Linked DNA regions of Mus musculus: region 2 is linked to region 1. Evidence: chromatin loops called from intact Hi-C (ENCODE). Cell type or tissue: heart. All regions are shown on one strand.

Evidence for each region. Hi-C counts contacts between places; a loop is a spot of excess contacts. Peaks named below come from ENCODE experiments on the same cell type or tissue, not always from the same donor. Only the 100,000 strongest peaks of a DNase experiment are listed, where the experiment ranks them.
Region 2: it touches region 1 in a loop (7-fold over the local background); 22 of 42 quality-filtered maps call a loop at or near these places.

The regions. Positions count from the first base shown.
Region 1 is chr13:112,669,273-112,677,272 of GRCm38, forward strand. It overlaps Slc38a9 (solute carrier family 38, member 9), which reads left to right. Exons shown (of 15, transcript NM_178746.4): 2 at 315-459. The coding sequence starts at 350. Gm52034 (a long non-coding RNA gene) reads right to left here and starts at 4,095. Exons shown (of 2, transcript XR_003950560.1): 1 at 4,001-4,095; 2 at 292-2,756. In heart, CTCF peaks have their summits at 2,641 (motif pointing right) and 4,933 (motif pointing right); a DNase peak (open chromatin) is centred at 5,009.
Region 2 is chr13:112,905,055-112,913,054 of GRCm38, forward strand. It overlaps Mtrex (Mtr4 exosome RNA helicase), which reads right to left. Exons shown (of 27, transcript NM_028151.2): 8 at 5,856-5,980; 9 at 4,762-4,860; 10 at 3,841-3,943; 11 at 1,931-2,062; 12 at 1-11. Among named protein-coding and RNA genes, the nearest start is that of Mtrex, 18 kb to the right of the region's middle. In heart, a CTCF peak has its summit at 4,806 (motif pointing left); no DNase peak of the experiment used is centred here.

The DNA.
Region 1 (8,000 bases):
CATCTGTATAGTCCTGGAAATGAATTGTCTCACTTATTTTTCTTTAGGCTGAAAGACAAAAAAAGAAAAACCACTCAAGTTAGTAATGATACATGTCAATCACTTACCTCCTTTAAGCCCTGGCGGCTTTGCACCGTGGTCCTAGGCTTGCCTAAGAGTCGGAGACCAACCTGGGGAATAGGGAGCCGCCTTTAAAAACGATACTAGCAGCAAATTCCCATACCTCTCTATTTTGTCTGCATGCAAATATATTAAAAATAGTAAAATGTTTTTAAGATTAAACAAAATTACTTTTTTTTTCCTGGTTGCTATAGGACTGGCTGCCCCAGTGCCTGGAATCTGAGGGAAAATGGCAAGTGTGGATGGTGATTCCAGGCATCTTCTCTCTGAGGTGGAACATGAAGTAAGCCCTGGGCCTATGAACATCCAGTTTGATTCATCAGATCTGAGATCTAAAAGGTGAGGTCTTAATGTGCTCACTTCATACCTAGGGCTTCTAGCAATTAAGATATAATACAGTACAGCCCAAAAGATCAATAGAATCGATAATGAAATCATCATTTTCTTACAGGACTCATACCCTGATGTGTGTGCATATGAGTCCTGTTTCCTCACTTGCACATTTTTGTGTCTTGGAATAAACGAGTCTGTTAAGCAAAGGGCTGGGTTTTGTCAAGGAGGGCGCATGTATGTAAGGGACTCGGATGCCTGTTGGTTGCCCGCTTCGTGCAGAGTAATCTGATACTACAGATAGAAAAGGAATAGGCCTTTGCCTTCACTGAGCTACAATGACAGCGGGTAACTTAAAATCACTTGAGATTAAATAATCTTTCAGTTTATGACTGGAAACCTCAAGAGAATCTCCTTTAAAAAAAAAAAAAGTCCCAGTAAGTGAGTTCGATCAAGTAGTTATTGGGTAGAAAGATGCTGACGTGAGTAAGATGCTTAGTGTGCAACTGAAGGACCAAAGGTTGCATCCTAGCAACCACATAAGCTAGATGTGAGCCCACGTACAACTTTAAACACAGTGATGGAGTGAGTCGAGATAGGAGGATCACCACGACTTGCTGGCTGCCAGTCTATAAAAAACAAACAAACAAACAAACAAACAACCCACATGAGTTCCAGAAAGAGACCTTGCCTCTTAGAAACAAGATGGAAGATAATTGCCCTCCTCTGGCCTCAATGCATATACAAACTTGTGGGCACACATACACAAAGTGATTACTTACAAAATAGGCAAAAATAAGACCAAATGTGTGATGGCCCATTCCTAGCATTTAGCACTCAAGAGGCAGAGGCAGGAAGATTGTGAGATTGGGGCCAGCCTGGGCTACTTACTCATACCTAGTCTGTTAAAAAAAAAAAAGAAAGAAAAAGAAAAAGGAAAAGAAAAGAAAAGAAAAGAAAGAAGTAACATGCAAAAAGCCCCGAGGCACCAGCAAGATGGCTCAGCAGGAAAAGGCCACTGAGCCTGACTACTTGAGTTAAATCCCCAGGATTCACAGGATGGCGGGAGAGAACTTACCCAAAGAAAGTGTTCAGACCTGCAGATAAATACAATAGCACTTGTGTGTTCACACTCTAGATAAATAAATGAAGAAAGAAAGAGAGGAAAAAAAGATGAGAAAATGAGATAGAAAAATATATAAAATACGCTTGCAGTAGTTTTAACAGGAATGTGCAAAATCTGTGAGAAAAACTAAAATGTTCCTGAATGATGTAACATGGGATTTGGAATATTTCATCAAATCTGAGATGCTGTTGGTTGTCAATTGCGTTTAAAATATACAAAGCCTGGCATAGTGGCACGTGCTTTTAATCCCAACACTTGTGAGGTACAAACTGGCAGATTTCTATGGGTTTGAGGCCAGTGTGGTCTAGAGTGAGTTCCAGGAGAGCTGGGGCTACATACTGAGACTTGACTTGCATGGTGGGCAGGTAGGTAGGTAGGTAGGTCGGTCAGTCAGCCAGTGGGTCAGAAAGACGCACTGATAGACAGACGGACAAAGAGGGTTTGGAACGAAGTTCAGTGGTTAAGAGAACTGACTGTTCTGTTAGAGGACCTGGATTTGATTCCTAGCACACACATACATGATAGCTCACAACTGTCCGTAATTCCAGTCCCAGGAGATCTGACGCCTTCTTCTGTTCTCCATCAACAGTAGCCATGCACATGGTGCACAGACATTCTTGCAGACAAAGCACCCATACACATAATCAGATCATTTCAAAAACCCCAACCCACAACACGCACACACTCACTCACGCATGCTGTGCCCGTGTGTATCATACATGTACAGTACTGGACTTGGAATTTTTGCTGTGTTTTCACTGGAAGAACTCTTGACCGTATGTGTTACTTCTCATTTGTCTCTTATGGAACTATACAAGTTGATCATAGAAACAAAGTGCATTGGTTAAGACATTATTAACACCTCACACTTAAAAACCCTGGCTCTTCTGGATCAGCTTTTGATTTAGTCATCAGACCAGTTGTGTGTCCCTCCTACGTGGACAATTGTCCTTTGGCCGGAAAGAGAGTGGGTGGCTTTGATGACACAGCCTTCCTTGGTTTCTTCAGCAGCACTGAGGCCGCGCGCAGGTTCCCGTCCTTGCACTGTCCCGGTCTCACCAGATGGCGTCATGAGAGGCCTTCTCACTTCCGGTTCCCATGCCTTCCTTCAGTGGTTTGACAGAGATGGCCTGGCAGTCGGATGTCAGCACACCACCAGAAGTAGCGAGCACACTGCCACCTGGCCAACAGTAATTCAGACATCCGGTGTTAGAGATTGTGAGGTGTCCTCGTTTAGAAATGTTTAAGTGCATATATTAGAAAAGTATCTTATCAGTAAGCTATGACAGAAGTCATTGTCTACTGCCGGCAGGAAGAATACAATTGTGATGTAGGGGGGATTAAATCCAGGGGAGAGGCTCTGTCAGTGAAGTATTTGTCACACAAACTTGAGCCCCCATATAAAATCCAGGAGCTATGGTGTGTACCTGTAACCACCACACTAGGGAGGCAGGGACAGATGGCTTCTGGAGAGCATTGGCTAGCGAGGCCAGCCAAATTGATGAGCTCCAGGCTGGTAAGAGACTGTCTCAATAAATAGCAAATAAATAAACAAACCATCTCAAATATGCCACTAAATGAGAGAGAGAGAGAGAGAGAGAGGTAGTTCAATTAGATACCTGATGATGACGTCTGGCCTTTTTATACTTGTGCTCACATATTCTTATGTACACCAGAAAAAAGAATTTAACCCACAAATTTTGTGTGATCCTCCACTCAGATCCCAGCGGCAACTCTGAGGTTTCTGGGTAGCAGAATCTCACTGCCTTACAGCGTCAACCGGTGCCTGCGTGGGGTCATATACGTTGCTAAGATTGAGTGACTAAAATATGTTTTCTTCCAGGGCTGAAAAACTACATTATAGTGTGTTCATACAATGAAATATTTTTCATCTAATAAAAAGGAGGTGGGCTTATGACATACCAAAATGAAACAACTCTTCGAGTTATTTTGTTAAAAGAAAAAAGTGAGTTGCAGAGCAGTATGTATAGTCTGCCACCATTCATGTAAAGTTGCTCGCTGTATTGTAGACAATACAGTATGTGCAGATGGAGTCGGGAAGGCTTGGGTGGCTGAGAGGAGCTGCACAGCTGAGGTAAGGGAGCCTGGTGCATAGAGTTAGTAGGTCCTCAGTACCCAGTCAGTGACTACCCTCGTTGCTATCAGCAGAATGTTAGTCTAGATAAGAGCTGCAGCTATTTCCAGCCCAGGAGATAAGAAAGATTGCAGTGAGCTGATCCTGGCGGTATTGTTATCATTTCTTCCGATAGTTGATGTTTCAGTTTTTCTTGTAGCTAAAACTGGTAGTGTGAAATTTATCCCTGAAGAAAGTGTCGTTAACAGTGGCTATCAGAAGAAACAGAGAAATCGATAATTGTGATTCTCACTGGTATATTTCAGTATTAGTGAATGTAGTCCACTTACAAATGCTGACTGAATGCTTAGAGTTTTTCTTGAAGCTTCTAAGTTCTGTGATAAATAATTGGCCACTGTGACAATGAGTCATAGGTCATTAAAGTGCATTCCATTATGACAAGTCGGCAGTTCAGTTCCTTGAAATTTTAATCTAACAGGGTATATTAAATGGAAATACATTTTCTATAATGAAACTTCAAAAAGGAAGGAGTCCGCTATTTTCAATCCTGGCGTAACTGGTAAGAAAGGAGAGCAACCACTTGTAAGAACTTAGCAGTCCTTGTTGCTTCTGCTTGTGGGATAATCTCTGCTGGAGAAAGCAGAGACTATTAGATGAGAAAAAGTATGTGAGTACTTTAAGACATTGTTCCTGCTGAGGGATAGAGTCTCCAACTTTCCATGTAAATAAAATGTAGACAACTAGTATCAAGCTTCAGTTCTTTGAGTCACCATGCTCTGGTGCCCCCTTGTGTATATACATCTCTCTCTCTCTCTGTATGTATGTATGTATGTGTATATACACACACACACACACACACACACACATATATATATATATATATATATATATATATATATATATATATATATACATATATATATATATACACATATACATATATACATGCATATACATACATATACATACATACATACACACACACACACACACACACATATATATATTATAATTGGATGTTTCTTAGCAGTCTGCTCCCCTTCCAGCTCTGAGTTCATTTAGCTTTATCTCATGTTTGTAAAGTGAGGACTTTAGAGTGCTTATACTTGTCTATTGTATATTGCTATATACACCAGCCAGTCAGCGTTCACGATTGTGGTGTCAAGGGTCATCCTGCACTTGGGAAACTTTGGCTATAGGATGATGGGAGACAACATTTGATGTCTGAGTATTTCTTGGCCTACGGTTAGCTTGTGTTATTTTTCTACCTCCCACTAGGTGGCATTCGCGTCTTACATGTAAGACTTTTAGCTGGCACAGACTAAGGGGTTGCAGGCCAAGCATTTTGACAAGTGGAGTCTAAAGCAGGCGGAGGAAGGGCTGTGCCGTTGTAAGCTGCATGCCATCGGCATGTGGATCATTTAGGTGCATTATAAAAAAGTAAGGCCCCTGTTTCTTCAGCACGCCTCCCTCTGATGCTATTTTGTCACCTGTTTGGAGAGAGAATGAACAATAAAAAAGTAAATGGAAGAGCAGAAAGGTCTAGAAGTCTGCTGTGTTCTATTCGATACATTCTACTGGGAATGAGCAGGCTTTTCTCAGGCTTTTGGAGGCTACTAATGAGCTGGTACTCAGGGTAGCCTCATATTTTCCTACTGCTCTGTGACTATGCCCTGGGAAAGTTGACCACCCCAGCCAGCCAACAAAGTTATGAAATGGTTGATTTTTAATTTCTTTCCAGTTCTGGGTATTGAACCCATGGCCTTGTGTATTGCTACGCAAACCCTCTACTGTGGCTTGGCTCGGTTTTTAGCTTTCCCCTTCTCTGTGTGTCTTTGTTTCCCCTTTCCTTCTGCTGCTCCTTATAGGCCCAGGGTGACACCGTAAGGCAGGAGCTCACTCAGGCCCCAACCCCCTAAGCATGCTCTGTACACAGACTTTTCTCCTACAGCTTACTTACCAGCACTCGGCTGCTCTGCTCTTGTAGGACTCTGTTGCCCACTTGGTATCAAAATGGAGAATAATCTGATCTATCAGAGATATCATCTATTAAACTCACAGGGCTGTTTTCATTTCAACACCAAAACATCTCAAAATACCAAATCCTAACATTCAAGCTTTTGCTATTGAGGATGTTGTAGTGCTCTAACAAGCCACCATTAATTGGATATCTCAAATGCACAGCTTCCTCACACCCTTGGAGTGTGTAAGATACATTATGGCACCTTGCTGTTTAGGGTACCTACAGTCTGTGCATTTGTGAATCAGCCTCTCTATTTCTCCTCCCACAAATGCTGTCACTGTAGATCAGCCTGAGTTGACAGTGGGTATTTGCGGCCCTAGGAGAGAGGAAGACTCAAGCCGTTTCCCAAGGCAAAGTAAAATGTTTAATAGATGCTGGCGTATGGCAGCAACTGGAAGTGGTTACCCGGTGCTTGATGATTTTATAGTTTGGGATTATATAGGCAACAAAAATGAGAAGAATTCAGGCAGTGGGAGACAATGTTCTTAGCATGCACAAGGCCCTAAATTTGATCTTAAAACTTCCTAAAAAGAGGAAGGGGAGGGGGAGAAAAAGAGAAATTGATTTTCCCAGGAGGGCTAGTGTGCTAAGCTACCATGAATTACACGATGAAGAGCTTGCCACCAAGCAGTCATAACTAGATGGACAGGACCTCAATTGTTGCTGGTATCACTGCGCTGGGGCAAGCATACAAATTGTATTACTCCCTCCATCAAACCCATCTCTCCCCTCTCTCCTCTGCTCCTTTCCCTCCCCCTCCTTTTCCCTCCTTGGCCCAATTTTCTCCATACTTTCCCACCTTCTCCTCTTTCTTTTGTCCCTCAAAGAACTATATTTTTGCCAAATGCTTAAGGAAAGAAAATTCTTGGTCTTAGTGTTAGAGGCACCTTAAATTTGCATGTGACTTTGTTACTTCACTAGATGAAGTTTTTTTTCTAGTCTCATTGGAATCCTCTTATTCTCTCAAATGCTTGGTTTCTGTGCCTTTTCCCTTCTCTCCCTCTGCCCTAGACATCTTTTTAAACGTTTCCCCTTCGGTCGGTATCTGCTCAGCTCACCTGAGTTTAGCCCTTTAGCCCTGTCAGCTCCGGGGTGTTTGCGTGTCTGTTTTGTTTTCTTCCCACTCCTGGGAAGTTCGTTGTACTTTATTGTACTTTCTCCCTCTCTCACTGACATTAGTGAGAGAAGCCCGAAGACCAAGGGAGCTTTTGGAGGTAATTGATACTCCGCAGGGTCAAGTCAAAGTTATTTTGTTGAGCAGAAAAAGTATGAAGAGTTAATGAAGAGTTAAGGCAAAAAAAACAAAAACAGAAACAAAACCCTTATCTGTCTGGTCAGTGTTAGGTCAAGGGTGTAGTCAGAAGGAATTTGTGGGTGCAGTATAATATCACCACCACCAGAGCTTGGAGCCAGTAGTGGTAACAAGAGAGTCAAGATGGCTTTCAACAGGCTAAAGGCCGGATGCTAATAATGTACGTGAAATGGGTCTGGGGTCTTAGGAAGACAGCTTAAGTCTGTGAAGACCTCGCCTTACAAGCATGAGGTCCTGATTTTGATCCCCAGAAACCCCATGAGGAGGTTGGTGCAGTGACACATGCTTGAGATCCCACTGCTGGGGAACGAGATGGATCTCACGTACATTAAAGATAATGTTCTCAGAGGAAGCTAGATACGTGTCATATCATGGCAGCACGGTGGCACAGCCTGCAATCCCAGCTCTTGGAGCTGGGAGGCAAGAGGATTGTGAGTTTCAGGCCAGTCTGAGCTACAAGAGACCCTATCTTAAAGCATCAAAAAAAAAAAAAAAGAAAAAGAAAAAGAAAGAAAAAATTAGAAAATGATACCATGTGTGATTGTTATTCTGTCTTATGTAAAGATCAAAAGGAATCAAAACCAAAATGCACATGTCCATCATTCACGCATGTTTCTCAGCCATGCACCAAAATGTTGCTGGGTCATTTAGTTCGTTCTGCAGTGTTCAGATTGAATCCAGAGCCTGCTACATGCTAAGCAAATGCTGTACTACTGAGTAATGAACCCAGCACACCAGCAATTATCTCAACAATGTTTACATTATCTGCAGTATATATATATATACATATATATGTGTGTGTGTGTGTATGTATATGTATATATATGTATGTATGTGTGTCTGTGTGTATGTATATATATATATATATAACTTTTCTGATGAGATACATTACTTTTCTGATTTATAATACAAACACGATATTGAAGGATAAGCTGGCTTTCCTTAAGTTTTTGTTTAAATCGCCTGTGCTTCTGTAGGATCATGTTCATTTTCT
Region 2 (8,000 bases), 240 kb after region 1:
CTTTTCTTCATCTATGAGAAAAAATTCAATGGCACATAAATATTAAAATGGATCAGTGGTACTAAACCTCACTCATTAAAAAAATAAGTCTATAAAAAGCTGTGGCCCTCTCTGCCCCAGTCCATCAGTCAGAGGGCAAAGGGCGCAGAGACTGAAGGGGACTAAAGGGGTGATGAGAAGCCCTGTGAGTCTGCCTGGTGAGTGACAGCCCGGGACCAGTGCAGGGAAGCAGATCACCGTAACCTGGCTTCTGTAATTCAAGGCTTATATCATTTGGGGAACAGGGACTAGGAACATCCAAGATGGGCAAAGGTCGTTGGCTAAAGGTTTAGGGTACCGAGATGTCTCATTAGCATCGAGAAGCATTGAGAAGCATTCAGGAGTCTCAGGTGCTGGCTGACTGGGTTTGTATTGAGAGAAAGGAAGGTAAAGCTGTAATCTAAGTAAGGTTACATGATATTGTGCAGGGAGATGCACATACACTGTGTGTGTGTGTGTGTGTGTGTGTGTGTGTGTGTGTGTTGGGGGGGGGGGGGCGGGGGCTGAATTCCCTGACAAGATCAGAGAAGGGGAAGCCCTGCCATTGAAGAGAGTCCTCCATTCTGTGCTGAGCTCAGAAGGCTACCCAGTCAATCACAGACTTTGAAATTAATTAGCAGAGTTTCCCCACAAAAGTCAAAGTAAAGAATCAGGGTTTTTTAAGCCACCCCACAAGACACAACTCACTGTCCTTGAAACACATCTAGCAGTTTTAATACATGAAAAAGTTAATAAACTCAGTAACAATATTAAGAGGTTGAGGCAGGAGCTGCCATGAATTGCAGGCCAGCTAGAGCTACAATAGCAATAATTACATCAAAGGAACTGAGGGCGACACTCGATTCAAACATCTACAGGTTCTTACCAACCGGGTACTGCTCCGAGGTAACGGAGGCTGAGTGCAGTAAAGCACTGCTCGTAACTGTAGAGTGTCAATCCCAAAGCCTATATTGTTAGTGTCTCTCTTTACTGTGCCAACCGAGGAATAGATTCTCAAAAACTATCTGATATATTACTCATACATAACCCCCAGTCCTTAAGAATAATTACAATACTGAAAGTTATAACAAGCAAAGCAATTTACCTGTCATCTCATTTTTACCCATGGAAAAGACTTTAAAGCACATAAAGAAAATATGAAAATATGATAACTGAGTTTTTTTCATTTGTTTTGAGACAATATCTCCAATGTTGCCCCAGCTGGCTTCCAGTCCTACTGCTTCGGCTTCCCAAATGCTAGGATTACAGGCCTACATCTCCACACCAGGATAAAACGAAAATTAATTTTGGATTACTCAAGATTTATTATTTGGATTACACATAAGTAGATGAAAATGAATAAGCACTGAAGTGGCAGTCTGGGCTTGGTTATGCTACTCCCCAGCTGTGTAACGTTAAGTGAGATACATTTCTGTGAACATACACTTGCTGGATGTTTTGAGAAATTCAGCACACTGAGGCAAAGAGTGGGTTTAGATTACTGCAAGAATAAAGAACAGTGCTTTCAATAAAATTATCCTTTATTGAATGAGAGACAGATTCAGAATAACTGAATTTATGAAGTACAAGAAAGTATGACTGTAATAGTTCTCAGTAATATTCCCTGGCTTTTTAAATATAGAGATATGTATTTATATCTTCCAATAAAATAGGAGGGCCAAGGTTTGGGCTGCAGCGGTACAGCGCTTGCCCATCATATACCAGGCCCAAGGGGAGATGGAGGACGAAGAAACAGAGAAAACCTTATAAAGACTTTGCAAAGATGCTGAGTCCAAACGATTATGATTATAAGCAAATTGCATATGCTACTAATATAAGTAGATATACTACCAAGAATTTACTTTAGACTAATGCAGCTACAACATTAAAACCACATGGAAATGATCAGTACCTGTGTTGAAGTCTAGCTTCGTCATCTGAAGAGCATATGCTTCACAGTCCTTCTTACTGAAACTGAAGATGATCACAGGCTGGAAATTTCTCTCCATAATCATCTTCACAATCTTGAACACATTTGATGGACCTAAAAAGGGCAAATAAGTCACACCCTAAATTAACTCAAGATGGAGAATAGATCTAAGTAAAACTGTAAAATAAAATTTAAAAGACGCCTATAGTAAAAAACAAGATGGAGACCTTCAAAGCATCGTTGGCTCTGACATTCAGAGTAGAAGCATTGTGACAGAGAATAAAACGAGATTTCACCAGTGTGAAGAACTCTGCTTTTAACAGACATGAGCAGTAAGTAAAAAAACCAACCCCAGTTTTCTACAATATGGAAAAAACTCTCAAGTTATCTATTTGATACAGGTCCACCTGGAATGTAAGAACGTTTAAAACTCAAAGACAATCCAATTTACAGTAAGACAATTGGGGTGCTAAGAAATGGCTCAGCAGTTAAGAGCCCTTGTTAACCATGAGGACCAGAGATGGAGTCCCCGCACTTGTGACAAGTGGGGCTCATAACTAAACTTCAGCTCCAAGGGACCCAATGCCCTTTCTGCCCTCCAAAGGCACAAATACATACAGATATACACACATGTAAGATAAATTTTAAAACAAATTTTTAATTTTTTTCAAGTGCACAAAGGATGATAATGATGCCAAAAGTCTATAGTAAGAGGTTTACCATCAGTGGCCACAGGGAGACACAGATGCGGAGCACACTGAAACACTACTTCACGTTTACTAGGATTATAAGCCACTATACACAACTAAGCATCAATCTAGAAGTGGAGGAAAATGGTACTCAAAAATTCCTCAAAGGAATAGCATGAAAAATGCAAAATGGTGTAGCTACTTTGGAAAATATGTAGCAGTAATCAAAAGGTTAAATTTCCCATAACTCACCAATTCTCCTAGATACAGACCCAGAAAAAAAGAAAACACATATTTCTACAAAAACTTGTAGTACAAGCAAAATGTTTACAGCACTATTATGCATATTCTACAAAAAAAAAACCCAGAAACTCCATATCTACTCAAATACTGTATATTCTCATGAAACAATATTATTTGATCACATATACACTCACAGAGTGAAATACTGACACATAGTATAATACACACAGTGTATGAATCTCATGTCATTCAAAGGAGTCAGCTACAAAAGACCATGTGGAACTATTTTCATGATACATCCAGAGAAGTCAAATTGATGGAGGCAGAAAAAGAGACTAACTTAAAAAGATAGCTAAGTCTGTGGCACACAAGGAAAATGGATGAGGAGCCTGGGGAGAGAAGAGTCGGAGGAAATTTCCTTAGAAATGGGTAGTAGGAGGGCTGGAGAGATGGCTCAGCGGTTGAGAGCACTGAATGCTCTTCCAGAGGTCATGAGTTCAAATCCCAGCAACCACATGGTGGCTCACAACTATCTGTAAAGAGATCTGATGCCCTCTTCTGGTGTGTTTGAAGACAGCTACAGTGTACTTACATAGAATAAATCTTTTAAAAGAATGGGTAGTAGGAACAGTTGCACAGTTCTATGAATCTACTAGAAATTATCATACTGAATTTTAAAATAATGAATTTCATGGTATGGAAATCATATGGAAATTCAAAGCTGACTCTGGCAATGGTTTTGCAATCATGTGAATGAATATACCTGAACCCACTAATTACCACTTTATGTGGGTAAACTATAAACTACATATTACACTTAAATTAATGCCATGTAAGAAAAACATCGCCCTTTATTCATCCAAATTTGTCATACATCAACTATATCTTTACAAAGCTCCCTCAAAAAACATCAAAAGACAGACAAGTAAACTTCTGTCTAAAAGCTAAGCCCCGAATTACCTTTTGTTCCTCCTTTCCGTCCCTTCTGGTCTCCTTTGGCCAAATCACCTGCATCCCGCAGCACTTGCATTGCAGTGTTAAAATTATCTTCTCTGAAGTCACCCTAGAATCATATTTTTTTCTATATAACTTTGCAAATCGATAATCAAGGCTAGAGAAACGACTCAGTGGCTAAACGTGTGTGTGTTCTTACAGAGGGCCTGGGCTCAGTTCCGGGAACACGGAGCGACTCACAAATAGTTAACCATAACTTAAACATTTCTTAAACATAAAGTTTCTCTAAAGAACAATTTTTTTTATGTATGTGAGTACACTGTCACTGTCCTCAGACACACAAGAGGTCAATGTATCCCATTACAGATGGTTGTGAGCCACCACGTGGTTGCTGGGAATTGAACTCAGGACCTCTGTGGAAGAGCAGTCAGTGCTCTTAACCACTAAGCCATCTCTCCAGCCCCAAAGAACAAACTTTAATGCAACAAGATTTTAACAAAGGCCACTTAAGTGATTTGTGATAATAAAGTCTGTTCAAGGAGAATTGAAACTGAACAAGACATAAATCATCCGGCACATCAGAGCGCTTGTTCTCCGGCAGTTGAGAATGGAAGAAAGTGAATTCATGGGTGACATAAAAGTCTCAAATTTAATTTGTTTTTAAATCATCATTTCACTAAGTTGGCCTCAAACTCCTGGGAACAAAAAACTTATCTGAGCTTCCCAAGAGCCAAGACTACAGGCGAGCACTACCACAGCATCATCAGATACTATTTAAAGAATTATTCTTAACGAGTAAAAGTATTTGAGACCGGGGGGGGGGGGGGGGGAGTATGTAGGGGGTGGTTAATATTTTCTCCGTTCACAATTGAGGAAAAGGAACATATAAAAGATGGCATTACAGAGACATGTGCATTCTTCTCTTACATTTTCATCAACCACCAGGTGAAGGCCATCTCCCCCTGCTGGAAATATGTAGTGTTGCAGTGGAGTGGGTCGATAATCAGTGTAAATAACATGACAGGGCTGTAAAGGGAAAGAATTTAAAAAAGTTGTATTTCAAGGTAAACTGTATATTTGATCTACTCAACAAAAATAAAATTTGAGAAAATAAAATTGGCTTAAATATTTGACAAGAATTTAACACTTTCAAACAAGCTTAAAAGCCAGGTAAGTGAAAAATGGGGGAAAGAAATAGATCTACTAATTCATACCACAATCTGATTTTTAATTTACCAGTTCCATAATCAAGGCCAAGTATATGGTCTGAACTTCAATTACCCATGAACTCATCCTAGAGTACTGCAGTCACAGACACTGCCTCTAGCTACAGAGGCTACTGTGGTGATAGAAGGCATCCCTGATGTATGAAAACAAAACAAAACTCAACAGCAGAACTCTAGCTCCATGAGGAGATTCACTGAAGCCACAGAGAAGGAGAGTGACACTGACATCACCTACATAAAGTCAGTTCATGAGGGTAACTATAAAGCAAGGGCAGAAACACAAAACCAATATCCTTTCAGCACTCACAAACAAGCATTTGTGGCACGCACAGTCTTACACTGACATCCAAGTTACACTAGAAATGCAAAGGAGAAACAAAGAATACTAAATGTGAATGTATTTTCATAAGAGCTAGCAAATCAAACGCTAAAGAGATGGGTAGGCTTTTTTGGTCTTCCTTAGAAAAACTTCTGCACTGGGTGCTGGAGCTCACTGTCAGAGTAAATGCACATTATTGCCAAACGTGGGAGAGCATCAGGACTCACTTGGCAACTTTTACAAGATGAGATTCCAAAGCCCAACTCGTAGAGGCTCAGCTACACTGGATTGGAGCTGGAACTCAGACATGAATGTTCTAGCCAGTCTACTCAATTTATAAGCTGCTTGATTTAGGAAGTAGATTCCCAGTAAACTGCCTTCTTTATCCTTAAGAGCATAAGGAAAATCTATAAGAAGATGGCAAGCCCAATCAGCAAGAGTTAAATAGTGAAGACATAAAAAGTGTATACATGTACCTGTTTATGTAGGTGACAAATCCATTCAGCAAACTGTCGAGCATTTGGAATAGTAGCCGAAAGAAAGACATAGTGAACATTATCTGGAAGCAAAATAATAGTTTCTTCCCATACTACACCACGCTCTAAGAAACAAAAATATAGTTTGGAATTTAGTGTTAGCTAAGTGATAGTAAGTTATTTTCTCATAAGCTTACGAATTGAATTTGCAAACTACTTTACACAAGCATATTTTTTGGCCACAGACCATACTGAAACCTGCTTCTGCTCATGGCGCTATGGAGCAGATACAAGAGTAAGGCAGAACAGACCCTGAGAAAGCAGTTCCCACTGTAGCCTTCCGGTTAACAGACAGGAGCCCAGTACCAAGGCAGCTGACAGCATTTCCACTTCACTGGAGAAGCAGAGGTTAACAATGCCTAGGACACTACAGCAATACATCTACAAGTCACGCTATTGCTATTCCACATGAAAGACTTCTGGAAATAAAAGACGGATCTGATGAACAGTACATTCGAAATGGGTGTAGTGCTCTTAAAACGTCCTATCCTATCTCTAACTAAGAAACATTAACTCTACCTCTTATTAATAAAATTCCTTAATTGTTTTGTAAAACTACTTTAAAAAGTATTTTAATAGCTTATTATTATCAATGACTTGAAAATACTTAGTTGGGTTTTTTTAATACAGTTTTGAATATATAGTTTCAAAAAATGTCTCTCTGTTCCACGTTATTTTTTTCTCTTTGCATCTTAATATTTATTTTAATAATTAACTTTTTCTTATACTTTCATGATATATTTAAGTTTGTTTAGCACAAGATCTGAGTGAGATTATTTGCAGTGCTCAGTGGTGTGAGTGTTTGTGTGCATGCGTGTGCCGTGGCAATTGTTTGGAGGTCTAATCCTAGTATTTGGATCCTGGGAATGAACTCAGATTGCCAGTCTCAGGGGTAAGAGCCTTAACCCACTAGTTGGTCCAGGACTCACGGTTTTTAAAGCAAATAGAAAATATGCTCAGAAGTATCTGTAGGAATTTGGCAAAAGTAAAAGTGTTGCTGTTTTCTTACATTATTTTTATCATGAATACACAGATCAGCAGATCTAAACCTGTGGGTCACGACCCCTTTGGGGTCACAAATAAGATATTTACATTATAATTCCTAATAGTATCAAAATTATAGTTATGAAGTAGCAATGAAATGACATATGGTTGGGGTCACCACAACATCATGAACTCTATTAAAAAAGGTTTCAGCATTAGCAAAGTTGAGAAACACCGATATAGACTAATTGAATTCTTTAAATAAAAACCCAATCTTACATTAGGTATGTACATATTAAACATTAGCTTTTAAATGTTAAATTTTCTGGTATATCCAAAATTACAACCACATTTACTTTTGAAGAGATATTAGTTAAGGCAGTGTTGTTTCACTTGCTTATTTAATACTTACTTTTTTTTTTTTTTTACAAATATACATTTATGGGTTTATAAAACTAAATTAACTTAAAAATGACTGTTACCTTTGTAAACCAGAAGGTCTATATATTCTTTCATATTAAATAATTATTGAGAGTCAGACAGGCAGTGGTGGTTCATGCCTCTAATCCTAGCACTCAGGGGGCAGACCCAGGTGAGCTCTGTGAATTTGAGGCCAGCCTATTCTACAGAGGGAGTTTTAGGATAGCCAAGGATACACAGAGAAACCCTGTCTCAAAAGACCACAGAAAAAAGTAACAGTAATAACAATATAATGATGATGATGATAATTACTGAGCTGCTTATGTGGAGAGGAGGGCAAGGCCCTGGCACGTAGCCTACACTACCACTGATCTCATTTCTTCTAGCTCCGCCTCCCCCATCTCCCAGGTGCTGGTATTACAGGCATGTCACACATCTAGCTTAGTGAGCTCTCTTTAAAAGCAAGCTACTTTTAAATCCATTTGCTTTACTTGAATGTAAAATTGGTATAATTTTATCCAATGAGTATTACTACTTAAGGAACTAAACTTTAATTAAGTGATACTGGAAATATTTTATCAGGTTGTCCACAATTTGAATATGTAATAGTTCACTGGAATTCTAGTTACATAAAACTGAAAATCAATCCAAAAATTCTTACTCAAAATTATTAATGGCATT